Regions from separate parts of the Mus musculus genome. Here region 2 is linked to region 1. A link is a loop called in an ENCODE intact Hi-C map of the cell type or tissue named here. Cell type or tissue: left cerebral cortex. All regions are shown on one strand. Links, peaks and the distances in the headings refer to the core of each region. The heading gives the core; the rest is flanking DNA.

Evidence for each region. Peaks named below come from ENCODE experiments on the same cell type or tissue, not always from the same donor. Only the 100,000 strongest peaks of a DNase experiment are listed, where the experiment ranks them.
Region 2: a loop joins it to region 1, with 6 times the contacts of the local background. A loop is called at or near these places in 6 of 42 quality-filtered maps.

The regions. Positions count from the first base shown.
Region 1 is chr10:52,318,874-52,324,541 of GRCm38, forward strand. It overlaps Dcbld1 (discoidin, CUB and LCCL domain containing 1), which reads left to right. Exons shown (of 11, transcript NM_025705.4): 11 at 603-2,505. The coding sequence ends at 1,123. Among named protein-coding and RNA genes, the nearest start is that of Gopc, 60 kb to the right of the region's middle. In left cerebral cortex, for the core only: no CTCF peak of the experiment used is centred there; a DNase peak (open chromatin) is centred at 3,223.
Region 2 is chr10:51,794,950-51,800,617 of GRCm38, forward strand. No RefSeq gene overlaps it. Among named protein-coding and RNA genes, the nearest start is that of Gm23906, 91 kb to the right of the region's middle. In left cerebral cortex, for the core only: no CTCF peak of the experiment used is centred there; no DNase peak of the experiment used is centred there.

The DNA.
Region 1 (5,668 bases), core at 394-5,393:
CCATCTTAACACTTCAAATGATTTAATGTAATTAAGAAAAAAAATTCCTTACACATGTGCCCAGCCATTTGTGTTTTATTAATTCTAGATGTAGTCAAGTTGACACAAAGGTGGTCATCACACCCTCTTTGGATTTTTCTCCACCTCCAAATTTTGAAAGTCACTCCTAGCCAGGCCTAATAGCCAACACCTATAATCCCAGCACCAACTAAAAGTCACCCCTAAACTGGGCATGGAGTTGCATGTCTGTGGTCAGCCCTGGACACCAAAGGCTTAGAGGCAGAAAAACCACAAGTTCAAGTCTAGTTGGGGTTGCATAACAAGACCATCTGTAAGTAAATGCCCCTCCTCTACAAAACATTTTCTCTAGACCAAATCAATCCAGTCTCCGAGGTCTTATGGCCCTTGGCGGCTTCCTGAAGCAGGCGATATTATGGGGGTTTTAAGACCCAACTGCAGCATCTGACTTGCATTTCATATGTCTCATGGACCCTGAGATGCTTTAGTCACCAATGGAGATGGAGTGGAAGGGAAAGCATGCGCTGCAGCGACCGCCTGCCTGGCTCTCAACTGGTGCACTAATGATGTCCATTTGGTTTCAGATTATCAGCAGCCTCTCATGATTGGCACAGGCACAGTCGCGAGAAAGGGCTCTACCTTCCGACCCATGGACACAGACACTGAGGAGGTCAGAGTGAACACTGAGGCCAGCGGCCACTATGACTGTCCTCACCGCCCGGGCCGCCATGAGTACGCACTGCCTTTGACGCACTCAGAACCTGAGTATGCCACACCTATCGTGGAGCGGCACCTGCTGCGAGCTCACACCTTCTCCACACAGAGCGGCTACCGAGTCCCTGGGCCCAGGCCCACTCACAAACACTCCCATTCCTCTGGAGGCTTTCCTCCTGCTACAGGAGCCACCCAGGTTGAAAGCTATCAGAGGCCAGCAAGCCCCAAGCCTGTGGGTGGTGGCTATGACAAGCCTGCTGCTAGCAGCTTCTTGGACAGCAGAGACCCAGCCTCTCAGTCACAGATGACTTCCGGGGGAGATGATGGTTATTCGGCACCCAGAAACGGTCTTGCGCCCCTCAACCAGACGGCCATGACTGCTCTTTTGTGAACCCAATGTGAAAGAAACCTGCTGTGGTACTGAGCGCGCACCGCTGCGAGTCACTGGAAGAAATGTGCAAGCGTGCATGTGTGACTCTTCAGGATCCTAGAGACGACCTCACTTACTGTTTACAGAACTGTGCAGCTGGTTTAGTTCCAACCCTTCCTGCAGAGCCAGTTGGTTTCTGTTGTGCTAGAACAAGGGGACTTTTCTCATTTGTCTTAACTGTGATGCTGTGCTGTAAAATGTGCAATTTGTACAGTTATATTTAACACGAATTAACATTACGAAGTTTGCGGTGTTTGTTTTCTACACAGGGCTTAAGGAGAAAACACGGGATTTGTATAGCGGTAGCCTGTGTTTCTCAGTGTATTTGATTATCTGACGCTGTAAGCAGCAGGTCTGTTTAAAAACCTCGTTGGTTGTTGTGGCTCTTTCCTTTTTGATAAAGTAAAAGCATTTTTACCGCTTTGTCTCCTGGAAGAAATGAAATTACTTGAAACATGTAAAGCACTCCAGGATAGGTGATTGCTAGCAATGGTGGCCCATTTATGCAAGCAAACATCTGACTTTAGCAGCTGCAGCCTGCTTTCTTAGACTTTCCTTGAGAGGTAGGGCAGCCTAGTGTCCTGGGGCCTGCGTGGATCCCAGCTGCATCCTGAGGGACCACCTTCTCTAAGGAAAGGGCTTAGCCTACTGCACAGTGTTCCTAAGTAAATCTGCCTTTCCAGGGTGCTGAGATTCAAGGCTAGCCACACTGTTCATCCGCACCTTGTAATGAAGGAGGCACAGGGCTTGTAGCTCAAGGCAGGAATATCAAATATTTCTAAACCTCAGATTAAAAATAAAGCTGAGCCCAGAAGCCCTACTTCTTACAACTTTCTCCAGAGATAATGCATGTGGGTGACTTCCACTATCCCTGGAAAACAAATGTCGGGTCATATGGCTTCGCGCATGCGCAGAAGCAGAGCTTTTCTAGTGGCGCGCTAGTAACTGTCCTGGTGATGTAAAAAGCAGTTTTCTTTTTCCCCTGCATACGTGCTTATACTCATAGAGTAGCCCATGTCTCGGCTGTACCTCATGTTTTGTGTTGTTTTTCCCTGAGTTTTACTTTGTGAATGAACTGGGGAGTTAACCTCTTTTTGCCAAAGAGGAGAAAGTATGTGTCTTGTTTATTGAAAGAAAACATGGACCAAAAACAAACAAAAAATCCTTTCCTTGCAAATTGTATTATAATCCTATTTGTGTGAATTCTATCGATGTTAAAGTAGGGTGCTGAGAGCTCATGGCATAGGGTCTGCTGGTTATAGTGGAGGTTAAACCATTTACCTTACGGAGTTTACAAGATTGTGTATGTGTACTAATTGTAATAAACTATGCCAAATCAGAGAGCCCCTGACTTCTATTTGGCCACCACCTGCTGAGCTAGCGAGAGGCTCTCATCTTGTAACTGAACTCCCATGATGCAACTTGCATTTTTTTTTTTAATTCAGGCTTTCGTATTACCCAGGCTGTCTATCAATTCTCAGTGTAGCCTAGGATGACCCTGGATTTCTTATCCTCCTGCATTTGCCTCCCGAGTGTTGGATTTACAGATGTGCAACCTCACATCTGGTTTGACCTTTTCTCTTGCAAGAGGATATGGTCATACTGTAGAGCATAATACTTGTTGCTCAGTCACCTTGGTAATGATTGCTTTTTCTAGAGATTTGTAGAAAGTATGATTTTAAACTGTCCCAGGGACAAATTTTGATGTTGTTGGCTAAAAATTCCACGGTGAAATATACTTATAATCTCCCACCCTTTAAGGCAGTACAGCTCCTAAGTGCTTCACTGCTGGAAAATCAGGGCAGATCCATAAGGAGCCAAGGCAATATGTCAGGCAAGATGGAGAAGCTTATAGTGAAACCCCAAGCTCTTTTTTAAAATGTGTGTGAGTACACTCTCTTCACACACACCACAAAAGTACATCAGATCCCACTACAGATGGTTGGGTGGCACCATGTAGTTGCTGGGAATTGAACTCAGGACCTCTGGAAGAGCAGTTGGTGCTCTTAACTGCTGAGCCATCTCTCCAGCCCAACCACAAGCTCTTGTAGAGAGTATTACATAGCTACATACGCTTCTGGCCCTTGTCCCAGATTCTCCTCATTTCATCAAAATGCTTGAAGACAAACTCCTTAGAAGTGCAGGAAGTACAGGATGGATCACAGATGGATAAAGGACTTCTTTAAAAGCTTCCTAAAGTTGAGCAATAAAAATCCTTTAAGCCAGGCGGTGGTGGCTCACACCTTTAATCCCAGCATTTGGGAAGCAGAGGCAGGCGGATTTCTGAGTTCGAGGCCAGCCTGGTCTACAAAATGAGTTCCAGGACAGCCAGGGCTACACAGAGAAACCCTGTCTCAACCCCCCCCCCCCAAAAAAATCCTTTAAACACGGTAGTAGACAACTTACTGTGAAAGAATATCTTCTAGAACCTGATGGAAGCAACTCTCTCAGGGAAGGTACTTCATAGAACTATAAAAAGACTCAAAGTGGACAAATTTGCATACAAAACAATCCCCTTCCAGTATCTCCTCAACTTAAGTTTTTTTTTTAATTTTTATTTATGTTCATGGGTGTTCTACATGCGTGTATCTCTGTATCATGTACATGCAGTCCTCACAGAGGCCAAAAGAGAGAGATGGATTGGAGTTACAGACAATTTTACCCTACCTCTTCAACTTTGGCTTTGTTTTGTTTTGTTTTTTGAGACAGGGTCCCTCGGTGCAGTCCTAGCTGTCCTGCAATTCTATGTAGACCAGCCTGGCCTCAAACTCATAGAGATCCAGCTACCTGCCTCTGCTTCCAGAGTACTCAGTTAAAGACATGCACCGCTAGGCCCAGCTACTCAACTTTTAAAGGCTGTCTGCTATTAGATGCTCTACAGCAATGGTTCTTAGCCTGTTGATCCTTTTGGTGTCAAATGACCCTTCACAGGGCTCGCCTGAGACAATTGGAAAGCACAGATGTTTACATTTTGATTCATAACAGTAGCACAATTACACTTATGGAGTAGCAATGAAAATAATTTTAAGGTTGGGAGGTCACCACAACATAAGAGACTATTAAAGGGTCGCAGCATTGGGAAGGTTGGGGACCACTGCTCTACAGAGAAAGTGGCAACTAAACTTTACCTGAAAACCTTGAAATCCAGGTGTGAGTATTCACAGAGTCTATAGACAACTCATAGGATAGAGGGAAGCCTCCTTCACTACCACAGAGAGGGCCATGAGAGTACACAATGCCTGTTGAGAGGCAGCATCCCTATATTAGGATTTCCTAAATCTCTCCAAAATGATATGGGACCTTCTGTTGCAAAGGTAACCTGGACCATTTTATTCCTCTTTTTTAGTTGTTTTTATTCCTAAGATTTATTTACTTATTGTATGTAACTACACTGTAGCTGTCTTCAGATATTCCCAGAAGAGAGCATCAGATCTCATTACAGATGGTTGTGAGCCACCATGTGGTTGCTGGGATTTGAACTCAGGGCCTTTGGAAGAACAGTCAGTGCTCTTTACCACTGAACCATCTCTCCAGACCCCCATCTTATTCCTCTTAAAGTTAATGACAAGCTTTGTCCACCTGCCACCTACAGATCTTAGTGAAAATAGAAGAACACTGGACAATGTGTTAATACTTCATTAATCCCAGCACCTGGAAAACAGAGACAGGCAGATTGAATTCAAGGCCAGCCTGGTCTACAGAGTAGGTTCCAGAACAGCCAGGGCTACACAGAAAAACCCTGTCTTGGGAGACCAAAATTAGTTTTTGTTTGTTTGGTTGGTTTTGGTTTTTCGAGACAGGGTTTCTCTGTATAGCCCTGGCTGTCCTGGAACTCACTTTGTAGACCAGGCCTGCCTCGAACTTAGAAATCTGCCTGCCTCTGCCTCCCAAGGGATTAAAGGCATGTACCATCACTGCCTAGCGGGAGACCAAAATTACTTAAAGGAAAAGTAGAAGAGGCCAATCAACCCCAGTCTTAGACCTTACCAGGCTATGTCAGGCAATGCTAGAGCTTTGGAGTCTTGAAATAATCCATACTCCACAACCCTTGCAAGAACTCAAGCTACCCCAAAGGTCTACTGAAGGACTTTTGTCTGGCTTCTGCCACTTTGTATGACGTTAATCACCATTATTCCCAGTTGATTTTTTTTGTTGTTGTTTTGCTTGTGTTTGTTGTGTGTGCTTGTAAAGTTTGTGTTTTCCAGACTCTACCAGTCTGGAATCAAGCTTAGGTTCACCCAGGACAGAGGCTATTCCTCTAATCTTGTCCCCGTTAGATCAAGTGTTCAAGGATGCTATTCTTCCAGTATAGGGCCAACAAATCTATTCTGCAAACACTTCCAGATGTCCCTCTGCCCTTCAACACCCCTAAGACATAGGGAAGAAGATATCCTTGCGGAGAGACTAAAACAGAAATAGGGCCTTCATTGGGCTAAGAGACTATAGGTTCTCAAGTCCTTAATCAAAACCTGTCTGCCTATTTGCCAGGAGCTCTCTCTCCTCCTT
Region 2 (5,668 bases), core at 213-5,212, 520 kb before region 1:
GAAATTGAGCTTGTTTCCTGGTCTCTGTCGTGTCTCATCTTTCCACCAGAGAGCTAGCTCTCCATGCTTGGCAGCCAAGTTGTGTATCCTTCTCTCTTTGACTGAGGATCATTCCACATTTTGACATCTAGAGTTGAAAACCAAACCATTTAGGAATCAAGCCTAACAAAGCCAGCAGATATTGTCTGAGTGAGCTCTCACTACCAAATCACATGTTTATATACAAAGACTTGTATACAAAGACCAGATTTTATCACTTCTAAGTCTCCTACAAAATTCTAGACAGAAAAATAATAATAGTAATAATTTCTCCTTTCTCCTCTCCTCTCCTCTCCTCTCCTCTCCTCTCCTCTCCTCTCCTCTCCTCTCCTCTCCTCTCCTCTCCTCTCCTCTCCTCTCCTCTTCCCTTCTCTTCTCTTTCCTCCCTTCCTTTCTTTCTTTGGTCGGTTTACTGCTGTTATTTGCTGTTGTTTTTGAGACATGGTTTGGGTCTCTCTATGTAGCCCTGGCTGGCCTCAAACTCACAGAGATCGACATTCCTCTGCTTCCCAGGTGCTGGCATTAAAGTCACGCAGCACTATGCATGACCAAGCAGTGATTTCTTAACTGAGACTAACACTAAATGAAATATGTAAAATTATACTCTCCTTTAAAAGAGTAACATATGTATGACACCACCATCATATTCAAGATTAAATGAATACTAGTAGTTAGATGCTATATAGGAAATGGAGTTCGTAATTTTTCCAAAGGACTACAACAAGCCATAAACCATCTGACATGAGCCACATAGGAGCGTGGGTAGCATTAGTACATTTATCAAAGAGACACCAAAAGAAGTCTCTTCTCCCTTCTACAATGCAATATTACAAAGATGTAACACGGTCTACGAACCAGGAAGTGCTGCCTTCTGTTTACCACTCTAGTGGTAAACATTAACCTGGGAGAGCAGAACTGATAAATGAGGCAGACTAAAGTCTCATGAAATCACCAACTTTATTCAGAGAATCAGACAGTTGATACTCTGACGGAAGAAGAGTCATCTGAGTGAAGTATACAATCAGAAGGACAATCCACATGTGGCAAAATTGTGTTTTTCCCATAGAGGCATTTGAATAACAACAGCTGAAGTAAAGGCACCCGGGAGAAGCAGGAAAACATATTCCAAGAACAATTCTGTGCTATTTGAAAAAACTGCTCCTGAGACTCTTGTCTTGTTTTCTTGGCGTTTTCTCACAAGCACTCCAGAATTCCCCTCCCATGACTCCATTCTTGGACTATATTCTGACAATCCTCAACCAACTTCTCTGGGTGAATTGAACTTCTCAGCTTCTAGAACCAAGCAGCAAATGTTTGTCATTTAAAACCACATTGCTCGGGGTATTGTATTATAAGATCCTAAAATGAATTAAGACACTGCCCAAGGATGAATGAAGTACAATTTGAATTCATCACAGTAGAAGAGACCTTAAAAAGATTGACAGCTGATGGCGAGACTGGAGTACTGTAGTCTATGGTGGGATTTGTCTTTGAATGAACTCTGTGCATATCTTATGCATCTTTCCTTTCCCAAGTCTGAACTTTGTGTATAAGAGAGCACAGGGAAAAGTAAGAGAAAGGGGTTTAGTGTGATGGTTTATGGATGAAAATACTAAGATTTGGCCATAAGACTTTAATATCTAAATACCTAATATGTTGGTATAAGTAGGAATGATCCTCAAAGATTTATGAATTTGAATGCTTGGCCATAGGAAGTGGCACTGTGAGGAGGTATGGTCTTATTGCAGGAGGTGTGACATTTTAAAAAATTTTTAATTGGTTATTTTAATTATTTATATTGCAAATATTATCCCCCTTGCCAGTTTCTTCTCTTCAAATCACCTATCCCATCCTCCTTGCTGCTATGTGAGTGCTCCCACACACACCCACCCCTCCTCCTGAATTACCACCTTAGCATTCCCCTACACTGGCTTGGTGCTATGATTGGCTGCAAGCATCCGCATCTGTATTTGTCAGGTCTGGTAGAGCCTCTCAGGAGATAGCTATATCAGGCTCCTGTCATCAAGCACATCTTGAAATCAACAATAGTGCCTGGGTTTGGTGGTGGGGCAGTCTCTGGATGGCCTTTCTTTCAGTCTCTGGTCCACTCTTTGTCCTTGTATTTCCTTTAGACAAGAGGAGTTTTGAGTTAAAATTTTTGAGATGGGTGGTTGGGTAAGTCCTTCAACCAGGGGCTGTGCCTAACCTCTGGAAAAGGTCTCTACAGATTCTCTCTCCCCTTTGTTGGGTATTTCAGTTAATGTCATCCTTGTTGAGACCTGAGAGCCTCTTGCTTTCCTGGCATCTGGGACGTTATGGTGGCTATCCCAGTTCCCCATCACCCATTGTTACACACCTCTGTTTAATTTCCTGACCCTCTGTATGTCTCCCCCATCTCCTCCCATACCTGATCCTGCCCTCTTTCTTCCCTCTTTTCCTTTCAAGTCCCTCCTACCCTCTACCTTCTGTAACTGTTTTATTACCCCTTCTAAGTAGTACTGAAGCATCCATACTTTGGTCTTCCTTCTTGAGCTTCATGTGGTCTGTGACTTGTATCATGGTTTTCTGAGCTTTTTTCCTAATCTCCACTTATCAGTGAGTATATACCATGTGTGTTCTTTTGTGACTGGGTTACTTCAGTAAGGATGATATTTTCTAGACCCATTCATTTTCCTGTGAATTTCATGAAGTTACTGTTTTTAATAGCTGACTAGTATTCCATTGTGTAAATATACCACATTTTCTGTATCCATTCTTCTGCTGAGGGACATCTGGGTGGTTTCCAGCTCTAGCTATTATAAATATGGCTGCTATGAATACTGTGGAGCATGTGTCCTTATTAAATGTTGGATCATCTTTTGGGTATATGCCCAGAAGTGGTATAGGAGTGTCCTCAGGTAGTACTATGTCCAGTTTTCTGAGGAACTGCCTGACTGATTTCCAGAGTGGTTGTACCAGCTTGCAATCCCACCAGCAATGGAGGAGTGTTCCTCTTTCTGCACATTCTTGCCAGCATCTGCTGTCACTTGAGTTTTTTATCTTAACCATTCTGACTGGTATAAGGTAGAATCTGAAGGTCGGTTTGATTTGCATTTCCCTGATGACTGAAAATATTGAACATTTCTTTAGATGGTTCTAAGCCATTTGAGATTCCTCAGTTGAGAATTCTTTGTTTATCTCTGTACCCCATTTTTAATAGGTTTATTTGGTTCTCTGGAGTCTAACTTCTTGAGTTCTTTGTATATATTAAATATTAACCCTCTATCAAATGTAGGACTGATAAAGATAGTTTCCCAAACTGAAAGTTGCCATTTTGTCCTGATGACAGTGTTATGCCTTACAGAAGTTTTTACATTTTATGAGATTCCATTTGTCAATAGTTGATCTTAGAACCTCTGCCATTGGTGTTCTATTCAGTTGTGAGTTGTTCTTTCTATGTCTGTGAGAAATTGATTTGGAATTTTGATGGTGATGGCATTGAATTTGTAGATTATTTTTGGTAAGATGGCCATTTTTACTATGTTAATCCTGCAGATCCAGGAACATGGGAGATCTTTCCAGATTCTGAGGTCTTCTTCCCTTTCTTTCTTCAGAGACTTGAAGTTCTTTTCTTATGGATATTTCACTTGCTTGGTAAGTGTCACACCAAGATATTTTATATTATTTGTGACTACTGTGAAGGGTTCTATTCTCTAATTTTTTTCTTAGCCTGTTTATCCTTTGAGTAGAGGAACGTTACTGATTTGTTTGAGTTAATTTTATATCCAGCCACTTTGCTGAAGTTGTTTGTCAGCTGAAGGAGTTCTCTGGTAGAATTTTGGGGATCACATAAATATACTATCATATCATCCAAAAATACTGGCATTTTGACTTCTTCCTTTCTAACTTGTATTCCATTGACCTCCTGTTATTGTCTAATTGCTCTGGCTATGCCTTCAAGTACTATATTGACTATATAGAGTAAGATGTGTTCTTGGATTCAGTTTGCAAGAATTTTATTGACTATTTTTCCATCAATATTCATAAGAGAAATTGGTCTGAAGTTCTCTTTCTTTGTTGGGTCTTTGTGTGGTTTTGGTATCAGCATAACTGTGGCTTCATAGAATGAATTAATTGGAGTTCTTTCTGTTTCTATTTTGTGGAATAATTTGAAGAGTATTGATATTGGGTCTCCTTTGAAGGTCTGATAGAATTCTGCACTAAACCCATCTGGTCCTGGGCTTTTTTTGCTGGTGGAATTACAAGTTGATACAACCACTCTGGAATTCAGTCTAGTGGTTCCTCAGGAAATTGGGCATAGTACTATTTGAAGACTCAGCTATACCACTTCTGGGCATATACCCAGAAGATGCTCTAACATGTAATAAGATCACTATGTTCATAGTGGCCTTATTTATAATAGCCAGAAGCTGGAAACAACTCAGATGTCTCTCAATTGAGGAACAGATACAGAACCTAGGCCTTGGGGTTACAGGAAAGAGGGCTGAGGGAGAGAGGTTCCCACACAGGTGAGAATCCTTAGTCCGGGCCTTGACTGGAGCTCAGGAAGACCTTCCATCGGGAGATTAGAAACTTCTCATTAGAAGAAAGCCTAGGTTCCATGGCTGATTATTGAAATGTAAATAAAGAAAATTTCTAATAAACAAAGAAAAATATTATAGCAATAAAAAAATTAGAAAGAAAGAAAGAAAGAAAGAAAGAAAGAAAGAAAGAAAGAAAGAAAGCCTATCCCATCATCCAAGCTCAGTGGGCCTTGATGAACAGAGCAGTCTATGGTTTTAGAGCTTTATTGTAGAAAGGCAGGGATGAAGGAGAGATGGTAGAAAAGAGAGAGACAGGGAGACTGGCTATGGCCAAAAGGAGAGAAGGGAGAAAGAGAGAGTCAGAAGAAAGGCTAGAGTAAGAGAGAAAGAGCAAGAGGGAGAGAGAATAAGAGAGTGAGAGGAGAGTAAGAGAGTGAGGAGAAGAGAGAGTGAGGTGGGGCCAAGAAGCCCCTCTTATGGTGGGCTGTTATCTTGTCATTGCTAGGTAACTGGGAGGAGTCTAGCCTGAAGGTCAGAAGCTTGGGACATTGTCTACATGACTACTAGCCATGCTTCTCCTGTGGGGGGGGGGGTTGTGGGGGCAGTAACTTCGACAGGAACCTTGAATACAGGAGACACGAGGGAACTTCATTCGTCCCATGTAGGTGAATTATCACCATTGGGTTTTACTGGGGTTCAGACCTCAACTCTACTGGAGACCAGCCTGTCTGTGCATAGCCCATTGCCCCACAGATGGAACTTGAAAATATCATCCTGAGTGAGCTAACTTAGTCACAAAAGAATGCACATGGTATGTACTCACTGATAAGTGGATATTGATTCACTTGGGTTTGAGCTTTGTACAAGGAGATAAGAATGGGTCAATTTGCATTCTTCTACATGCCTACCTCTTACGGGCGTTCGCAACCGGCCAGGAAAGACGCAACAAACCGGAATCTTCTGCGGCAAAAGCTTTATTGCTTACATCTTCAGGAGCAAGAGAGAGAATGGCGAAACCCCGTCCCTTTTAAGGAGAATTATCCTCCGCCTAGGACGTGTCGCTCCCTGATTGGCTGCAGCCCATTGGCCCAGTTGTCATCACGAGA